Regions from separate parts of the Homo sapiens genome. Here region 2 is linked to region 1. A link is a loop called in an ENCODE intact Hi-C map of the cell type or tissue named here. Cell type or tissue: PC-9. All regions are shown on one strand. Links, peaks and the distances in the headings refer to the core of each region. The heading gives the core; the rest is flanking DNA.

What was found. Hi-C counts contacts between places; a loop is a spot of excess contacts. Peaks named below come from ENCODE experiments on the same cell type or tissue, not always from the same donor. Only the 100,000 strongest peaks of a DNase experiment are listed, where the experiment ranks them.
Region 2: a loop joins it to region 1, with 4 times the contacts of the local background. A loop is called at or near these places in 6 of 110 quality-filtered maps.

Annotation. Positions count from the first base shown.
Region 1 is chr1:46,514,929-46,525,054 of GRCh38, reverse strand. DMBX1 (diencephalon/mesencephalon homeobox 1) reads right to left here. Exons shown (of 6, transcript NM_172225.2): 6 at 8,839-10,126. Among named protein-coding and RNA genes, the nearest start is that of TMEM275, 16 kb to the left of the region's middle. RefSeq lists enhancers at 1-932, 933-1,883, 1,884-2,835, 7,267-8,118 and a cis regulatory region at 1,807-2,879. In PC-9, for the core only: a CTCF peak has its summit at 7,559; DNase peaks (open chromatin) are centred at 2,444, 4,354, 4,834 and 7,814; H3K4me3 peaks cover 1,231 bases; H3K27ac peaks cover 4,751 bases.
Region 2 is chr1:46,328,477-46,338,602 of GRCh38, reverse strand. No RefSeq gene overlaps it. Among named protein-coding and RNA genes, the nearest start is that of NSUN4, 7.3 kb to the left of the region's middle. RefSeq lists a silencer at 4,614-4,663 and enhancers at 6,199-6,928, 7,659-8,387, 8,388-9,117, 9,118-9,846. In PC-9, for the core only: CTCF peaks have their summits at 4,720 and 4,919 (motif pointing left); a DNase peak (open chromatin) is centred at 4,872.

The DNA.
Region 1 (10,126 bases), core at 967-8,966:
AGCACTGTATTCCCAGTGATGGGGGGGGGGGGGCTGCATCTTCCACGCAGGTGGTGCTCAGTCAACTAATGTTGACTTCCCATCCACCTCACAGAGACTGGGACATGGTCCCTAAACTCTGGATGTTGATGCCGAGAACTAGGAGACTGTGCCAGGACAGAGCCATGTCCTCTGGAAGAGACAGGAGGCTGTGGCATGGCCGCTGCCTTGGACCTAGCCTCATCTCTTAAAGATGGCATGAGGGAGGCAGGCAGGAAAAGTGAGAAGGCCTGCAAGGACAGAGGGTCCACCTGTCCTTGGGTGCTGTCCCAGGAGATCCGCTCACTCCACTGCCCCAGGCTGCTGTGCCTTTGCCCTCTGATGACCTCTAAGCCCCATCTGCACCCCCAGCCAGGAGGACCCAGCATGGGAAGAAGCTCTGAATGGAACAATTGAGGACACAGGATGATATCACATGGAAGACAAAACCCAGCAAGACTCTTGGAAACCAAGGCTGCCTGAGAAAGGCACCTGTATGGACCACCCTGACCAACCTCTACACAGGAGACAGAGGCCCAGAAAAAGCCAGGGCTTGCCCAAGTGTACTGCAAAGCCATGGCAGGGCCCAGACAGAAGCCTGGTTCCCTGAGGTCCTCAGCAGAGCTTGTCCCTCACATGCTCTTCCCAGTTAATTTAACAAGTTCAGTACTGGTTGAACACAAACTCCATACCAGGCTGTATGCCATGCCAGCTTCTGCCCAGGGAGCCCCATCTGGCAGTGGTTGAGAACTGTATATAGTGGTCAGAGGCATCAAGAGGAGGAGGGGCATCTCCCTCCCCTGTGATAATCTGGCAAGTCTTCCTGGAGCAGGTGGCATGTGGCTGGGCTCTGAAGAGTGAAGCCTGTCCCCAGGAGGAGGGACCGGCAGAGCAGAGGTATCCGGGGAGAGGGCACGGTGAGTGTGTGAGGTGCCACGCCAGCTGGGTGACACACTCCACAACAGCATGAATAGACATGTTCTGTGTGGCTCCCAGGCCAAGCCAGGCCTGATAAGGAGGCTACTGGGTGGCAGATTTCAGACAACATGAAGAAGAACTTTCCAACAGCCCTGGCGTAGGCTGCCCTGGAAGGTAGTGAGCTGCCCACCCCTTCAGGCTTGTGGATAGGAGCTGGGTATCAGTGATTCCTCCCCGGATGGAAGCCGAACTAGAGACCGGTGAGAATGTCTATTCTGAGAAACTGAAGCAGAAATGGCCAGACTTCAACAGGCCTGGCTCTTTAGTAGGCGACCTCTCCCCCACACCTTGTCCATCCTCCTGGGCTCTGCAGGCCCCTGGTGGCTGGAGTGTGGGAGAGGGAGGTAACAAGGCAGACAGAAGAATGACTGCTTTTTCAGTTATTCTTCTATGTATCTATGGCTTCCACCCAACCCAGCAGGGTGGGGCGCTTAAATCAGGCTCAGAAGTTGTCCAAAGCCCCACTTAAAAAAAAAATAGGGACAGAGGGCTGGGCATGGTGGCTCACACCTGTAATCCCAGCACTTTGGGAGACCAAGGCTGGCGGATCACTTGAGCTCAAGAGTTCAAGGCCAGCCTGGGCAACATGGTGAAACCCCACCTCTGTCAAAAAATACAAAAATTAGCTGGGCATGGTGATGTGTACCTGTAGTCCCAGCTGCTTGGGAGGCTGAAGTGGAAGGATGGCTTGAGCCCAGGAAGGTGAGGCTGCAGTGAGCTGTGATCATACCACTGCATTTCAGCCTGGGTGACAGAGTGAGACCCTGTCTTTAAAAAAATGAATAGGGACTGAGGCCCAGAGAAGGGCTTTTCCAATAGCCCACAGTCCAAGAGGCAGGCTGGGGCTTGCAGGCTGCGCGGTCCTTTCTAGGCAGCTTACCGAGGGCAGACTGAAGGTAAACCTGAAGGAGGTGAACCTTTCAGACGTCTCGCGGGCCCTGCCTCCACAGGGGCTGTGCATGCTAAGGAGACAGCGAGGGGCGGGCCGATGAGCACCTGCCTTTACCTCCCCTTAATCTCCCGTGTCGTCAAGTTTCCGCCTCAGCCCCCTGTCGTGAAGCTTCTGCCTCAGGTACCCTGGATTCTTCCTGAAGCACTGGGGCTCCTGTGTTCTGGAGTTCTCTTCAGGAGAATCCTAAGGTAAAAAAGAATGTGTTCCCTCCCTCCTGGCTGCCCAGCACATGCTGTGCAGAGGCCAGGAGATGGGCAGGGTGACCTGGGAAGGACCCAGGCCTGCGGGTCTATCGTCCCGCTTAGATGAGACCAACAACAAAGAGCAGCTTGTACACACACTCACACCCACGTGCACCCACACACGCCCACACAGGCTCTTTCCAAGAACAGCTCTTCAAGCCTGGCTGCCAAGATAAAGGAGCCACGGGGCGGTCAACCCCAGGAGGAAATATCGCTTCTGCAACTTTTGTTGTTCAGAGGTCTTTGTGAAATCTCCAGACTCTTCTTGGAAAGGATCCCAGGCTGAGGTGGCAGTTTCCCGCAGCGGGAGACATGGGTGAGGGCCACGCAGCCTCCCCGGCCTGGAAGGAGCTGGGGGAGGAGAGCCCCAGGGGGCCGGGCTTGGAGTCATTAGTGGTGGCAACAGAAGCTTAATCCTTCACTTCCATTATTACCGCACTCAACTCCCACAAGCCTGGGGGTAGACAGAGACCTCCCCATTTTACAGATGATGAAACAGAGGTTCCCAGAAGCCTAGCAGCTTATTAAATAGTCCACAGTGAGTCAGTGCTAGAAATGAAACTGTGACTGACTTGGCACCAGTCACAGACTGAGCCGGCCCTGCCCCAAACTGAGTCCTGCCATGGCCCATTCTGAGCTCCAACTCTGACCTCTAATCGAGCTGTGTCTTGCCCTAGATTGATCCTGAATCTAGCCTCAGATTGCCCCTCCTGTTAGCCGTAAGCCCTTCGAGGTCAGAGACGTGTGCACTTCTCATTCACCCCTGCTCCTTTACGTGGATATATGTGTGATTATTTGAGTAATCTCCATTTTATCCATTAGACTATATATAGGGCCAGGAACTGAGTCTACTTTTGTTTAGTGGCACTTATCATAATGTAATAAGTGCAATAATAACAAGCAAGTATTGGCCGGGCGTCGTGGCTCATGCCTGTAATCCCAGCACTTTGGGAGGCCAAGGTGGGTGGATCACTTGAGCTCAGGAGCTAGAGACCAGCTTGGGCATAACAGTGAGACCTCATCTCAAATAATAAAAGTAAAAACAAATTTAAAAAAAAAAAACAAGCAAGTATTGAGCATTTACTAAATGCCAAAATTGTGCTAAGTGTTTTACAGATGTTATCTTTTATTCCTAACAAAGAACCCTGAAGTAGGCATTATCATTCGCCCCACTTTACCAAGGAGAATACTGAGCCCCAAGGTGACACTAGGAGGAGGTGTGTATAGGATGCTCTTGGTAGTTCCCTCCACCCCTCACACTCAGTTGCCTGATGAGGAATGGGGTGGAGAAGGAAACCGTGGCTGGAAGAGGAAGTGGTGGCCCTTGGGCAGGTGGGAGAAGCAGAGGGCTTTCTGGAGGCCTTGGGTTTCTGAAGCCACAGAAGGGCCAGTGACTTAGCTGAAAGAGATGGGGTGGGCTGGGCACTGTGGCTTACACCTGTAATCCCTGCACTTGGGGAGGCTGAGGCAGGCGGATCACCTGAGGTCAGGAGTTCGAGACCAGCCTGGCCAACATAGTGAAACCCCCTGTCTCTACTAAAAATACAAAAAAATTAGCCAGGTGTGGTGGCAGGCGCCTGTAATCCCAGCTGCTTGGGAGGCTGAGGCAGGAGAATTGCTTGAACCTAGGAGGCAGAGGTTGCAGTGAGCTAAGATCACACCATTTCATTCCAGCCTGGGCAACAAATGCAAAACTCTGTCTCAAATAAATACATAAATAAATAGAAATGGGGTGGGAGTGAGACCAGCTATATATTTTATGGGGTCCAGGGCAAAATGAAAATGCAGGGCCCCTTGCTTAAAATGTAAAGATTTCAAGATGGTGACATCAGAACATTGCGGGCCCTCTGAGCCCAGGGCCCTGTGTGACTGCATGGGTCACACGCCCATGAGGCTGCTGCAGGAGGGAGCATGCTGTGAAGAGGTGGGCTCAAGGCAGCCCCTTGGGGTGGATGTGTGGGTTGGTGCACATGGGTGTTCACATGGCAGCTGGGACCAGTGTCTGACTCTTATGTGGGCATTTGGGTGGCATCTTCCACAATCACAGGGCAGCCGCCACCAAGTCTCTGTGGGCACCAGGCCAGCAGTTTGGCTCGAGAGGCTGTCTGTACAGGGGAGCTGGTGCCACTGAGCATTCAGGGGCTGTCTGGAGTGTGAGCAAGCCGGGAAGAATGCATGTCTGGGGGTGGAGCGGGTGTGTGGAGCATCAGGCGACAGAGCGTGGCTGTGTGTCTGCCGGTTTGCAGTGGGGCTGTGTACACAGGCATGAGAGACAGGGAGACAGACACCCTGGGATTGTGTGGTCCAGTGCAGAAGTCAACATGTCCCAGGGGTGTGAGAGGATGCGTGTGTGCGTGTGTGCTGTGAATGTATGGGGAATGTGTGTGAGAGGCTGTCAGTGTGTGGGGGCGTGTATGCCTATTCCCACGTGCCTTCCTGGGTGCTGGCCCTTGCTGTCTTCCTTATTGTGAGGCCTCCCAGGTGAAGACCTCTCCAGCCTGCCTCAGCCCAGCCCCCAGGCCTTTGTGGGACCAGGTCCCCTCTCAGAGCGACATTCCTGCCTGCCGTGGGGTGGGCAGCCCCACAGAGCTGCCTCCTAGGCTGCTGGGGTGATCCCTGGCCAGTGGTGTCAGGTTCCCAGTGCTGAGCCCTCCCTCTGCAACCCTCTGAGGGCCTTTGTTGGAAGTTCAGACACACTTGTCAGGGGGGCGGGTAGAAGGCCACCTCCTAATCGGCTTTCCCAGAAGCTAAAGGAGAATGAGTGATGGGGGTGGAGGGCTCCAGCCCAGAGCAGCTCTGTGGGAAAGAGATGAGGGAAGTGCCCAGCCCTAAAGGGGTCCATTCCCCAGACCCTCTCAGCAGGGGCCCCTTCCCTGAGGGCCCCTAAGGAACCAGACCCCTGAGCTGCAAGAACATTGGCCAAGGCCTAAGAGAAGGGGGAACTACCGGGCGCCATGGCTCAGCCAGGCGGTGGCTCACGCCTGTAATCCCAGCACTTTGGGAAGCAAAGGCAGGTGGATCACCTGAGGTCAAGAGTCTGAGACCAGCCTGGCCAACATGGTGAAACCCGTCTCTACTAAAAATACAAAAAATTAGCCAGGAGTGGTGGTCAGCGCCTGTAGTCCCAGCAACTGGGGAGGCTGAGGCAGGAGAATCCCTTGAACCCGGGAGGTGGAGGTTGCAGTGAGCCAAGACCGCACCATTGCACTCCAGCCTGGGCAACAAGAGCAAAACTCCATCTCAAAAAAAAGAAAGAGAGAACATGGGGAATTTGGAGAGAAGCTTCGGGGAGCCCCCTACCTTTCCCATTTCCCCCACCATGGGCTATCTGAGCACCAACGGCATGCTGGGCCTAGAACTGCTCAGCTTCTCAGCCTCCCCAGTGCCTTCTCCTTTTTACCTCCTCTGAGTCACCCAGGAAGCAGGCTGGACCTGGTTAAAGATTCCTATTCAACAGAATAGGAAACTGCAGACCAGAGAGGGATAGTTATTTGCCCTCAGTAAACAGCAAGCCAGGCTTAGCTCATCCTGGCTCCACCAGTAGCTTCTTCTTCTCTTTGTGGTCAGCGTTTCCCTGAGGTCCCATCCTCTGCTTCTCTCTCTGTAATCTCATTTAGCAACGTGGCTTCATTCACCATCTCCCTGTGACAACCATCAAGGCTAAGAGCATGGATTCTGAGGCCAGCCAGGTTCATCCCTTGGTTGGCCCATGACTAGCTATGTGGCCCCTCAGCAAGTTATTTAACCACTCTGTACCTCAGTTTTCCCATCTGTAAATGAGGATAGTAATAGTACCTACCTCATAGAGTTGTGTAAGGATTAAGTGACTTCTTTTATTTATTATTATTATTATTAATTATTTTTTGAGACAGAGTCTCACTCTGTTGCCCAGGCTGGAGTGCAGTGCTGCAATCTCAGCTCACTGCAATCTCTGCCTCCCGGGTTCAAGCAATTCTTCTGCCTCAGCCTCCTGAGTAGCTGTGAATACAGGTGCCTACCACCACGCCCGGCTAACTTTTGTATTTTTAGTAGAGTCAGGGTTTCACCCTATTGGCCAGGCTGGTCTTGAACTCCTGACCTCATGATATGCCCGCCTCGGCCTCCCAAAGTGCTGGGATTACAGGAGTGGGCCACCATGCCCAGCCAAGTGGCTTCTTACGTGTAAGGTGCCAGGCACAGAGAAAGTCTGTGTCAGCAGCAGAGACAGACCCTACATCTTCCCTTGAATAAATAGAAGTCTCCTCAAATGCAGCAAACAAGACTACCCTGAGCTCAGGATCATTTTCGGACACTCACTCCACTCCAACAGAGTAGGGGTCTCCATCTACCCTATTGCCTGGCCAGAGACTTGAAAGTACCCTTGACCCTCCCCATCCTGCTTAAAATCACCACAACAATTTTCCTTCCGAAATCTCTCATCAATCAGACCCCTGCTCTGCACTCCCTCCCCCAGTCCAGATGGATGCCACCCTCCTCTCACCAGGACGTGACAGATACTGGCCTCCTCTCTGATCTCCTGCCCCCACCTCCTTCTCATGAGCCACCATGCAGCGAAAGTGGGGGTTACTAAAATACGCATAGATCACCCCACTCCCTCACTGGGAATAGCTTCCAGTGCCTCCCACACCCTTGGCCCTTGGGCTTCAGTCCAAGGTCCTTGTTTCCCTCCTCATCCTCACTGGCTGGCACCACCCCCACCATCCTCAAGCCCCACCCAGACAAGTCCCTTGTTCTTTCAGGGCTCAGGGCTTTGGCAAGCTGGCTCAATCCTGCAGCTTTCTATGAGCTATGCCTCTCCCAGGGCACCCTTCTCTTTGACTTCCTGGTGAACACTGGACCCATGAGACTCAGGTCAAAAGTCTCCCTCCCAAGGGGCCTTTCTGATCTCCCTAGACTGAGCTAGGGGTCCTCTTCTGTGCTCCCACAGGTATCCTTTTTTTTGTTTGTTTTTTGTTTTTTGTTTTGAGACAGAGGCTCGCTCTGTCGCCCAGGCTGGAGTGCAGTAGTGCCGTGGCTCATTGCAACCTCCGCCTCCCAGGTTCAAGCAGTTCTTGTGCCTCAGCCTCCCGAGTAGCTGAATAGCTGGGATTACAGGCACACGCCACCACACCTGGCTAATATTTGTTATTTTTAGTAAAGACAGGGTTTTGCCATGTTGGCCAGGCTGGTCTCGAACTCCTGACCTCAGGTGATCTGCCCACCTTGGCCTCCCAAAATGCTGGGATTACAGGCGTGAGCCACTGTGCCCATCCCAAGGTCTCCATTTTTTGAACACCATATCACCCTGTGTTGTAGTGTTTTCCTTACTTGTTTCTATGTAGCCAGCTCCCAGCACAGGCATAGGCATACAGCAGGTGCTCTGTGTATGCTGAGTGCATGAGTGATTTGAACTGCAGTGTTACCAGGGTACCCTTTATGCCAGGGAAGGTGTGTCCCTTGGGGCTGAAGTACGTAGGAGGCAGTCAATGGCTCAGGCCAGGGGAGGGAGCAGTGGGAGATTTGAGGCAGATATTTGATCTCTCAGCCCCTCCCAGGGAGGCAGGGGACAAGGTGAAAGGGAGACGCTCCCCGCCCTAATCCTCAGCCCGCTGGGGAGAGAGGAATGCGTCTCCTGGGGTGGACCTGGGAAGTGGGGAGGTCAGGGCCCGCCCCTGGGAAGCCTAGCAGACAGCTGCCTGCATACATTCAGGTCTGCTGGGTTCTCCTACCAGGAAATCCGCAGACAGAGGAGACTGTCACCTCCCCTAAACCTCAGCCAGGTGCATGCACCACCTCTTCTGGCTCTTGGCCCTGCGCCGGCACTCTGGAGCACCGGGGAAGAAGGTGGAGCCAAAGCAGCCAGGACTGAGCAGAGATCTCTTGTCTTCTTTTTCTTGAAATGCAGCTGGAGGGACCAGGGTTTCACAGCAAGAACTTCCTGGCTGTGCATTTTTTCTGCACTTATTGCCTATATGTACGGTCTTGCCGTCTATCTCGCGCTGTCTCTCCTGCTCATCGTGAATGTGCTCGTACACACACAGATGCAAGCAGACACTTAGGAATTCATAGCACAGGTTCTCAGACCTGCAGATAGACTTATAACAACACAGACACACCCCAGCGCACCATGGCAGAAAGCCCTCCTTCATCCTCTGCTTGCTCACCTCTGAGGACAGAGCTCACAGCCTCTGAAGGCTTCCCTTTCCACTGGAAAATAGCTCTGGCTGTAGATCCAAATGTCTCTTCTTACCACTCCCCTTTGGCCCTGGCTTACTTGCAGTTTTCCACAGAGTCCCCTGCCTCTCTCTGTCCTGCAGACCCATCCGTCTCCCAAGCTACACTGAATACTCCCAGGCATTGCTTGTCTCAGGCGTCCCATGTCCCAGGCTACTCTGCCACTTGTGTTTGGGTGAGGTCCAAACAGCCTAGAGAAGATGGAACTGTCTCCCATTATCTGCTCCCCTGCAGCCACTCCAGAGTGGCATCCCGGCTGCAGATTAGTAAGGGCCACAGAGAGAGCTACACAGTCAGTGTGACAATGGCCAATAGTGCAGTAGGTCCGCCTCCCTCCCCACTGGCCATGGCATCAGAGGGGCAGTGAACAGACCTGGAGACACTGCCTGCTCAGGCCACTGCGGGCATCTCTGGGAATGAACATGGACTGAGGTCTGGGCTGCTGGGTTCTCTTTTATTCGCCAAGTAAGACAAAGAACAGGTCACAACATCACAGGGAATGAGACTGACAGAAGGACAGATACACAGAGTGTCATGCAGCACTACACAGGGGGCAGGCGAGGGGACAGGCAGGGGTGAATTAAGTCTTGTTTTTTTCCACTAACAGAATAAATAAATACAGTACACAGTGTCTTTGCCATGGGCTGGCACGACCTCTAAGCACAAATGGTCACAAAACAGCTGGTTTGGAAAGCAGTCTGTAGAGCCCACCAGCCTTGGAGTTGGGGTTGGGATCCGGGCCCCTGGACCATGCTCTGAGGGAGTGAGGAAACAGAGAAATGGAGACTCAGACAGCAGGGAGAGGCCAGGCATGAGGCATTCCTGGAAGGGACAGTCAGAGCTTGAGCCTCTGGCTTTCAGGCCCAGGTTGGCCCAGCAGGCCTGGGAGGGGCTCCAGCATCAGGTGTGGTGGGCCTGTACCCTCTGCCCACAAGAAGGGAAGCGCGGTGCTGCTTACAAGCGTGCTCAGAGGAGATGCACGGTGCCGCTTACCAGTGTGCTTGGAGGAGACACAGGTGTCCTCTCCTCTTGCTCTCCAGCTGCTTTCAGTACCCAAGGCTGGTGCCCTAAACTTGAGAGCCCTCCGAGGGCAGGGACCACATGTACCTTCCCTGCCTTCTCTGGCAGATTTGGGTCAATTGAATGGGACAAGTGTTAACAAACATCTGAGGGAAGCTCGGCTGCTCCTAAGGTGGGCCTGCCTCCAGCCATGACAGAACATTGCCCCTTAGGAGTTCAGGGGAGGCTTCCTGGAGGAGGTAGTGATATCTAAGGCTGTTGGATTCCAAGGCCTAGTGACAGTCACTTGTACCCAGGAACTGACAAAAAGCTTCAGCCTAAAAGCAGCTAGGAAGCTTCCCATACCTATCCAGATGATTATTTTTTGTTTTAGAAACAGAACTTCCTGGGGCTAATCCCAGAGGACAGTTGATGGGCTATTGGCCACAAAATCCCTCCCAAACCAAAAACCTCCTCTGTCACTCCTGGAATCTGCCAACCTCCCACAGCGCTGCCTAAGTCTCTCCTCTGATGCCCCCATGGCTGGTGGATTCCCCTTCCAAATTCCAGACCCCAGCAAGAGACCTGAGGATTTGGAAACCCTCAAATGCCTGTCTTGGTGCTTGCCACATGTAGGTGTGGTCTTTAGCCTGGATTCCAGGCCCCTTAGCCCCACCTCTCGTGAAGCCAGCCACCCCCTTCCCATGGTCTACTGAGTCTCATC
Region 2 (10,126 bases), core at 1,518-9,517, 190 kb after region 1:
CCTCCTAGGTTCAAGCAATTATTCTGCCTCAGCCTCCTGAGTAGCTGTTATCACAGGCATGCACCACCACGCCTGGCTAATTTTTGTATTTTTAGTAGAGATGGGGTTTCACCGTGTTGGCCAGGCTGGTCTCGAACTCCTGATCTCAGGTGATCCGCCCACCTCCCAAAGTGCTGTGATTAGGTGTGAGCCCCTGCGCCCAGCCAGTTTTACTTCTTTATTCCATTACTATGATGCATCATGTTGACTGACTTTTCAATATGAACCAACTTTGCATTCTTGTAAAAAACACATCAATTCATGATACAAATACAGTATTTTTTTTCTTTTAGACAGAGTCTTGCTCTGTCACCCAGGCTGCAGTGCAGTGGCACAATCTTGGCTCACTGCAACCCACGCCTCCCAGGTTCAAGCGATTCTTCTGCCTCAGCCTCCTGAGTAGCTGAGACTACAGGTGCAGGCCACCACGCCCAGCTAATTTTTATATTTTTAGTAGAGTCAGGGTTTTGCCATGTTGGCCAATCTGGTCTTGAACTCCTGACCTCAGGTGATCCACCCACCTTGGCCTCCCAAAGTGCTGCGATTACAGGTACGAGCCACTGCGCCCAGCCGATGATACAGTATTCTTTTTAAATATTGTTGGGATTCTTTTTTGTGTGTGTGTGTGTGTTTTTTTTTTTTTTTGAGACGGAGCCTTGCTCTTTCACCCAGGCCGGAGTGCAGTGGCGCTATTTCTGCTCACTGCAAGCTCCGCCTCCCGGGTTCACGCCATTCTCCTGCCTCAGCCTCCCGAGTAGCTGGGACTACAGGCGCCCGCCACCGCGCCCGGCTAATTTTTTGTATTTTTAGTAGAGATGGGGTTTCACTGTGTTAGCCAGGATTGTCTCGATCTCCTGACCTCGTGATCCGCCCGCTCCGGCCTCCCAGATTGTTGGGATTCTTGGGTCTGAGTTAATGAGTCGTATTTGCCTGCAGTTTTTTCTTCTTATAAAGTCTTTGTTTGATTCTGATATCAGGGTAATGCTGGCCTCATAAAATGAATTTAGGAAATGTCCCTTCACTTCTATTTTCTTTTTTTTTTTTAATTTTTTCTTTTTTTGAGTTGGAGTTTCCTTCTTGTTGCCCAGGCTGGAGTGCAATGGCATGATCTCGGCTCACTGCAACCTCCGCCTCCCAGGTTCAAGCGATTCTCCTGCCTCAGCCTCCTGAGTAGCTAGGATTACAGGCACCCGCCACCGCACCTGGCTAATTTTTTTTTCTTTTGTATTTTTAGTAGAGACAGGGTTTCACCATGTTGGCCAGGCTGGTGATTTTTTTTTTTTTTTTTTTTTTTTTTTTTTTTTTGAGACGGAGTCTCGCTGTCGCCCAGGCTGGAGTGCAGTGGCGCAATCTCGGCTCACTGCAGGCTCCGCCCCCGGGGGTTCACGCCATTCTCCTGCCTCAGCCTCCCGAGTAGCTGGGACTACAGGCGCCCGCCACCTCGCCCGGCTAATTTTTTGTATTTTTAGTAGAGACGGGGTTTCACCGTGTTAGCCAGGATGGTCTCGATCTCCTGACCTCGTGATCCGCCCGCCTCGGCCTCCCAAAGTCAGGCTGGTGATTTTTATTGATATATAATAATTGTACATATTTTGGGAGTACATGTGATATTTTGATACATGTATATGATGTATAATGATCAATTATGAAGGGATTGGGATATCCATCACCTCAAACACAAACATTTATCTTTGTGTTGGGATCATTATAATTCTTCTAGATATTTTAAAATATACACTAAATTATTTATAATTATAATTTCCCTACTTTACTATCAAATACTAGAATTTATTCCTTCTCTCTAACCATATTTTTGTACCTATTAACCAACTTCTCAATTTCTTTTTTTTTTTTCTTTTTTTGAGGAGTCTCGCTCTGTCGCCCAGGCTGGAGTGCAGTGGTGCCATCTCGGCTCGCTGCAAGCTCCACCTCCTGGGTTCACACCATTCTCCTGCCTCAGCCTCCCAAGTAGCTGGGACTACAGGTGCCCACCACCACGCCTGGCTAATTTTTTATATTTTTTAGTAGAGACAGGGTTTCACCATGTTAGCCAGGATGGTGTTGATCTCCTGACCTCAGGTGATCCGCCTGCCTCGGCCTCCCAAAGTGCTGGGATTACAGGCATGAGCCACTGCGCCTGGCCTTTTTTTTTTTTTTTTTTTTGTGACGGAGTTTCCTTCTTGTTGCCCAGGCTGGAGTGCAATGGCACATCTTGGCTCATCACAACCTCCGCCTCCCAGGTTCAAGCAATTCTCCTGCCTCAGCCTCCCGAGCAGCTGGGATTACGGGCATGTGCCACCACATCCGGCTAATTTTGTATTTTGAGTAGAGACGAGGTTTTCTCCATATTGGTCAGGCTGGTCTCAAACTCCTGACCTCAGGTGATCTGCCTGCCCCAGCCTCCCAAAGTGCTGGGATTACAGGCATGAGCCACCGTGCCTGGCTCAATTGCTTTAATGATATAGGGCAGTGGTGATTTTATCCCTCCCTTGGGGGACATGTGGTAACATCTGGAGACATTTGGGGTTGTTACAACTGGGTGGTCATTCTGGCATCTAGTCAGTAGAGGCCAGGGATACTGCTCAGTACCCTGCAATACACAGGACAGCCCTTCCCCACAACAATTATCCAACCTAAATATCAACAGTGCTGAGGTTGAGAAACCCTAATATAGAGCTATTTGAACTTTCTAATTCTTCTTGCATTGGTTTTGACAATTTGAATCTTTTTTTTTTCTTTTTTTGAGACAGAGTCTTACTCTGTCACCCAGGCTGGAGTGCAGTGGTGCAATCTCAGCTCACTGCAACCTACACCTCCCAGGTTCGAGATTCTTGTGCCTCAGCCTCCTGAGTAGCTGGGATTACAGGTACGCACCACCATACCCGGCTAATTTTTGTATTTTTAGTAGAGACGGGGTTTCACCATATTGCCCAGGCTGGTCTCTAACTTTCAACCTCAGGTGATCCCCCTGCCTCAGCCTCCCAAAGTGCTGGAATTACAGGCATGAGCCACCAAGCCCAGCCCCAACAATTTTAGTCTTTTAAAGAATGTGTCCATTTCATCTAAGGTATTGATTGTCTTCATATAAAGTGTTTCAGAATATTCCATTATTATCCTTTTAATGTCTATAGTATGGGGCGGCAAACTACAGCCACAAGCCAAATTCATCCTGCAGCCTGTTTTTGAAATATAAATACATAATTTTTATGGCTCCTTTACCACTGCAATAGAGTTAAGTAGTTGCTCCACAGATCATGTGTGGCCCACAAAGCCAAACATGCTCCCTGAATCTTTACAGAAAAAGCTTGCTGACCTTTGGTTTATAGGATCCTTAGTGATGTCCCCTATTACTGATATTGGCAATTTGTGTCTTCCCTCTTTTGTACCTTATCAGGCTAATGAGATGTTTATATATTTTATTGAACTTTTCAAAGGACTAGCTTTCGGTTTTGTTGTTTTCCTCCGTTTCTTTTATATGTAATTGATTTCCACTCTTATATTTATAGTTGATTTCTTTCTACCTTAGTTCTGTTGTCAAACTAAATAAAAGAGATTATCCAAATATAATCAATTAATTCAGGAGTAAGCATTGCAATGTGGAATATGGTACCATATTAACCTACGGGCATATGAGGAGGTAAAGGAAAACAAGAGTTGTTTTTTGTTTTTTAATTTTTTTTGAGACAGGGTCTCATTGTGTTGCCCAGGCTGGAGCGCAGTTGCACAGTCATGGCTCACTGCAGCCTCAACCTCCCAGGCTCAATCAATCCTCCTGCCTCAGCCTCCCAAGTAGCTGGGACTACTACTGGCACAAGCCACCACACCTGGCTAATTTTCATATTTTTTGTAGAGATGAGGTTTCACCATTTTACCCAGGCTGGTCTCAAACTCCTGGGCTCAAGGGACCGCCTGCCTTGGCCACTCAAAGAGTTGGGATTACAGGCATGAACCACTATGCCTGACCTGAAAAAAAAAGCAGGGGGGGCGGGGGTTAAAGGAAAAGTGAGAATCGTTACACATAGTAAGTTGTTTTGGAACAATTATCCCTTGCTACAAGAATTAGTAACAAGGGTTAGTCAATAACAAGCATCAGTCCAAGGTTGGACAGGCAGTTACTGGGCAGATGTTTTCACAGTAGTATTTTGTGTAAGGTTGTGATGGTTTTTGTGCAGGGCTGTGGTTTAGATGCAGACAGGCAGGCGAGCCCCAAAACTGGGGCTTAGTCTGGGAAGGATCTTGGCTTTGCCCAGGAAAGAATTTAAGGGTGAGCCGGTGGTGTTAAACAGCAATTTTTTTTTGAGTCAGGGTCTCACTCTGCCACCCAGGCTAGAGTGCAGTGGTGCAATCCCAATTCACTGCAGTCTCAACCTACTGGGCTCAAACAAGCTTCCCACCTCAGCTACCCAAGTAGCTGGGACCACAGGTGCCCACCACCATGACCAGCTAATTTTTGTATTTTTTGTAGAGACAAGATCTCATTATGTTGCCCAGGCTGGTCTCAAGCTCCTGAGCTCAAGCAATCTTCCTGCCTCAGCCTCCCCAAGTGCTGTTATTGGAGGCATCAGCCACCATGAGTGGTCAAACAGCAATTTTTATTGAACTGGAGCTACTCCTTGTAGAGTAGAGACAACTCATAGGCAGTGTGCCCAGAGCCGCTCTTGTCCTGTTAGCAACTGTATTTATAGCCACTTACACCCACTTTTAATTAGATGCAAATTAAGAAGCAGGCTAATGCAAATTGAGGGGCAGGTTATTCCTAACTTTCTAGGAAAGGGGCAGTAACTTCCTGGTCATTGCCATAGCATCTGTAAATATGCCCCAGAGGAAGTATCTTATGCTAATGACCAGTGAGGGTAGCTAGGGATGGTTTTTGTTGCCATCTGCTGGTTCCTGCCGGTTTCTTCATTTTATCTAAGCGGCACCTTGGGAGCTGGAAATAATTCCTGCCAGTCCCCTACTTCATTCCCCCTCAGAGATTAGATACTCCTCCTTAATCTTAAAGGGGCGGCCAGGTGTGGTGGCTTAGGCCTGTAATCCCAGCACTTTGGGAGGCCAAAGCAGGTAGATCACTTGAGGCCGGGGGTTCGAGACCAGCCTGGCCATCATAATGAAACCCCATCTGTATTAAAAATACAAAAATTAGCTGGGCGTGGGGCACAGGCCTGTGGTCCAGGCTACTCAGGAGGCTGAGGCAGGAGAATCATTTGAACTCGGGAGGAGGTTGCAGTGGGCCAAGATAGCACCACTGCGCTCCAGCCTGGGGGACAGAGTGAGACTCTCTCTTTAAAAAGACCTTAAATGGGCTGCAGAAGGGAAGAGGGCCATCTTCTGTAGCTGTTTTCTGCTAATTTTATGGTCATAGGCCCTGCCTAGCATTGGAGGAGTGACAATCTCTGGATACCTAATCTGATGGGTCTAATAGCTGCTTGTTTTTATTTTCTAAGTCAGAAGATGGGATGGGTTAGAAGTCTTGTGCCAGCATTGTTTTCATGTGGAATTATTGTAGTCTAGAAGACACAAATGTTACTAGGAGGTTAAACAAGCAAGGGCCAAAAATTAGTAATAATAGAATCGCTATTTAAAAGTCTTAGGAAAGGTAAAAACCAGGTGAGAATAACAAATATAGTTTAATACTGCACATACTCAGCCTTGTAATATTATTTAGTTTTGTGTTTGTGAAATAACAACTTTTTTTTTTTTTGAGACGGAGTCTCGCTCTGTCCCCCAGGCTGGAGTGCAGTGGCGCGATCTCAGCTCACTGCAAGCTCCGCCTCCCGGGTTCACGCCATTCTCCTGCCTCAGCCTCCCGAGTAGCTGGGACTACAGGCGCCCGCCAACACGCCCAGCTAATTTTTTGTATTTTTAGTAGAGACGGGGTTTCACTGTGTTAGCCGGGATAGTCTCAATCTCCTGACCTCGTGATCCGCCCGTCTCGGCCTCCCAAAGTGCTGGGATTACAGGCATGAGCCACCGTGCCCGGCCACAACTTTAAGTCTTATAAGAGTTTGAGGGAAGAGAGAGAACTTCTCATATGGTTTTATATTGTTTTATACTCAGTACCTGTTTTAAGAAAAAAAAAAAAAAACAAGGAAGTAAAACCAAAGACAGGCAGCCCGGCGCCAGGCCCGAAACCAGGCCCTGGCCTGCCTGACCTAAACCCAGTAGTTAAAAATCAACTCATAACTTAAAAACCGATGTTATTCATAGATTCCAGACATTGTATAGAAGAACACTGTGAAACTCCCTGCCCTGTTCTGTTTCTCTCTGAGCACCGGTGCATGCAGCCCCTGTCACGTACTCCTTGCTTGCTCAAATCAATCACGACCCTTTCATGTGAAATCCTTAGAGTTGTGAGCCCTTAAAAGGGACAGGAATTGCTCACTCGGGGAGTTCGGATTTTAAGGCAGTAGCTTGCCGATGCTCCCAGATGAATAAAGCCCTTCCTTCTACAACTCGGTGTCTGAGAGGTTTTTGTCTGCGGCTTGTCCTGCTACATTTCTTGGTTCCCTGACCGGGAAGCGAGGTGACTGACGGCCGGCTTAAACCTGCCCTGTGGAGCGTCCCTGTGGGGGACTCCAGACAGCTTGAGTGACGCGATCCAAAGAGTGCTCCCGGGTAGGCAATTGCCCCAGTGGAACGCGTCGCCAGAGCAGCATGTAGCAGGCCCCCACAGAGGATTAACACAGTGGCTGAACACCAGGAAGGAACTGGCACTTGGAGTCCGGACATCTGAAACTTGGTAAGACTAGTCTTTGGAACTTGCCCCACTCCATCTGAGTGGAAGCATGGCCTGATCACCCATGGCGGGTCTGCATTGGCACTTTTGTTCTGGTTTTAACTTGACTTGAATTGCTGGATACTTTGGTTTTGGTTTTGACTTGTCTTGGATTTTTTGGTACTCGGATTTTGAATTTCGTGATTTTGGTTTGGTATAAACGGTAAAAGTGTATGTGTGCCCTTTTTACCTGTTCTTTGTCTTGTGGTGAGTGTGTGTGATGTGAGCATGGTATTTTGTATCAAAAAAAAAAAGCAGCATGGGTCAGGCAAATAAGCCCACCCCACTAGGAACTATGTTAAAAAGAGAATTTCAAGAGAGAATTTAAGGGAGATTACGGTGTTACTGTGGCACCAGGAAAACTTAAAACTTTGTGTGAAATAGACTGGACAGCATTAGAGGTGGGTTGGCCTGGACAGGTCCGTTGTTTCAAAGGTATGACAGAAGGCCACCTGTAAGCCAAGGCACCCAGACCAGTTTCTGTACATAGACAGTTACAGCTGGTTTTAGACCCCCTTCCCCCCCACAGCAGTCAAGAGAATAGCAGCATAATGGCCGGGCACGGTGGCTCAAACCTGTAATCCCAGCACTTTGGGAGGCCGAGGCGGGCGGATCACAAGGTCAGGAGATCGAGACCATCCTGGCTAACACGGTGAAACCCCGTCTCTACTAAAAATACAAAAAAAAAAAATTAGCTGGGCGTGGTGGCAGGCACCTGTAGTCCCAGCTGCTGGGGAGGCTGAGGCAGGAGAATGGCATGAACCTAGGAGGCGGAGCTTGCAGTGAGCTGAGATCGCACCACTGCACTCTAGCCCGGGCGACAGAGCAAGACTCCATCTCAAAAAAAAGAATAGCGGCATAAATGGCTGGCAGAGGCAAGGAAAGACCAGCAGAGAGAAAAAGAGGCCATCTATACCAATTCTAAGTTAATTTAGACTAAACAAGGTCTTATTAATAGCAAAGGATAATTGAAATCCCAAACTTACAAGGTTTTCAACAAAAGTGACGTTTGCTAAAAGTTAACAGTGTAACATGTATTATGGTAACTTCTAATCTTGTGGCCTTGGACAGTCTAGTCCAAAGACATAAGGAATGGTTATCTTCAAAAAAAGAAAAAAAAAGGGGGGCAGGCAAAATTTATGTAAAAAGAGTGTTATATGGTAAATTCTTGTCCTGAAATAAATTAACTGTTTGTTTAAAGAAAAAAAGTTTGTAATAAGTCAGAAAGTTGAGACATGTTGAAAAATTGTCTCCAAAAGTTGTAAACAAAAAATGAAGGGGTGGGTTGCCCCTCCACACCTTTGGGTGTTTCTTGTTAGGTGGAACGAGAGACTTGGAAAAGAAAAAGACATGGAGACAAAGTATAGAGAAAGAAATAAGGGGGCCCAGGGGACCAGCGTTCAGCATACGGAGGATCCCGCCGGACTCTAAGTTCCCTTAGTATTTATTGATCATTATTGGGTGTTTCTCTCTCAGAGAGGGGGATGTGGCAGGGTCATAGGATAATAGTGGAGAGAAGGTCAGCAGGTAAACACGTGAACAAAGCTCTCTGCATCATGAACAAGGTAAAGAATTAAGTGCTGTGCTTTAGATATGCATACACATAAACATCTCAATGCCTTAAAGAGCAGTATTGCCCACCGCATGTCCCACCTCCACCCCTGAGGCGGTTTTCCCCTATCTCAGTAGATGGAATATACAATTGGGTTTTACACTGAGACATTCCATTGCCCAGGGACGCGCAGGAGATAGATGCCTTCCTCTTGTCTCAACTGCAAAGAGGCATTCCTTCCTCTTTTACTAATTCTCCTCAGCACAGAACCTTTACGGGTGTCGGGCTGGGGGATGGTCAGGTCTTTCCCTTCCCACGAGGCCATATTTCAGACTATCACATGGGGAGAAACCTTGGACAATACCTGGCTTTCCTAGGCAGAGGTCCCTGAGGCCTTCTGCAGTGTTTGTGTCCCTGGGTACTTGAGATTAGGGAGTGGTGATGACTCTTAATGAGCATGCCGCCTTCAAGCATAAAAAATTGGTCAAACATAAAAAATTGGATAAATATGTCTACAAGGTTTTATTAAAATTAAGTTTAACATTAACAACACACTAATATAAAGGTAAAATTTAACTTATCTGGTATAAAAATCATACAAGAAACATTATTAAATATAAAATAATGTTTAGCTTTCTTTGGTCTAAAAACTAATAAAAATAGGTGCTAAAGGAAACATTCATTTTACTAGAGGACCATACAAGTTAAAGACTTAAAACAAACTTTGGCAATTAAGACGGCATACCAAGATGCAAATGCCTGGTTGAAATGGATCATATATTCCATCTGCACGTTAAACAAAAGCAATTGTTATGCTTGTGCACGTGGCAGGCCAGAGGCCCTGATTGTCCCCCTTCCACTAAGGTGGTCCTCCAGTCGACCAGGCGTGGGCTGCATGGTAGCTCTTTTCCAGGATTCTACAGCCTGGAGTGATAAGTCATGCCAAGCTCTCTCTGCTATATCCTGAAGTCCCTGCGGGTCAGCCCCGGAGGGCCATCCAACTTATGTCTCCCAACACTAAGTTCACTTCTTGTCTCTCATGGCAGGGAGGAGATTTAGCATTCCTTGGAGACCTGAAGGGATGCAGTGAGCTTAAGAATTTTCAAGAGCTTATCAATCAGTCAGCCTCTGTTCATCCCCGAGTGGATGTATGGTGGTATTGTGGTGGACCTTTACTGGGCACTCTGCTGAATAACTAGAGTGGCACTTGTGCTTTAGTCCATTTGGCTATCCCTTTTACCCTGGCATTTCATCAACCAGAGGAAAAAAAAAAAATAAGACATCATAAAGCGAGAGAAGCTCCTTATAGGTCTTTCAACTCTCACATCTATTTAGATGCAACTGGAGCCCCGCAAGGAATACCAGATCAATTTAAAGCTTGAAATCAAATAGTTACAGGATTTAAGTCAATATTTTGATAGATGACAGTCAATAAAAATGTAGATTAGAAAAACTACATCTATTACAATGAGCTTTACATGAGTTAAAAAAAAACTCCTTTTGGGCCCAGCCCTGAGGCTATCTGACCTGACAAAACTCTTTACACTCTATGTGTCAGAAAGAGAAAAAATGGCAGTTAGAGTTTTAACCCAGACTGTAGGGCCCTGGCCAAGGCCAGTGGCCTATCTCTCAAAGCAACTAGACGGGGTTTCCAAAGGCTGGCCCCACGTCCAAGGGCCCTGGCAGCAACGGCCCTGTTAGCACAAGAAGCAAATAAGCTAACTCTTAGGCAAAACCTAAAGTCCCCCCATGCTGTGGTG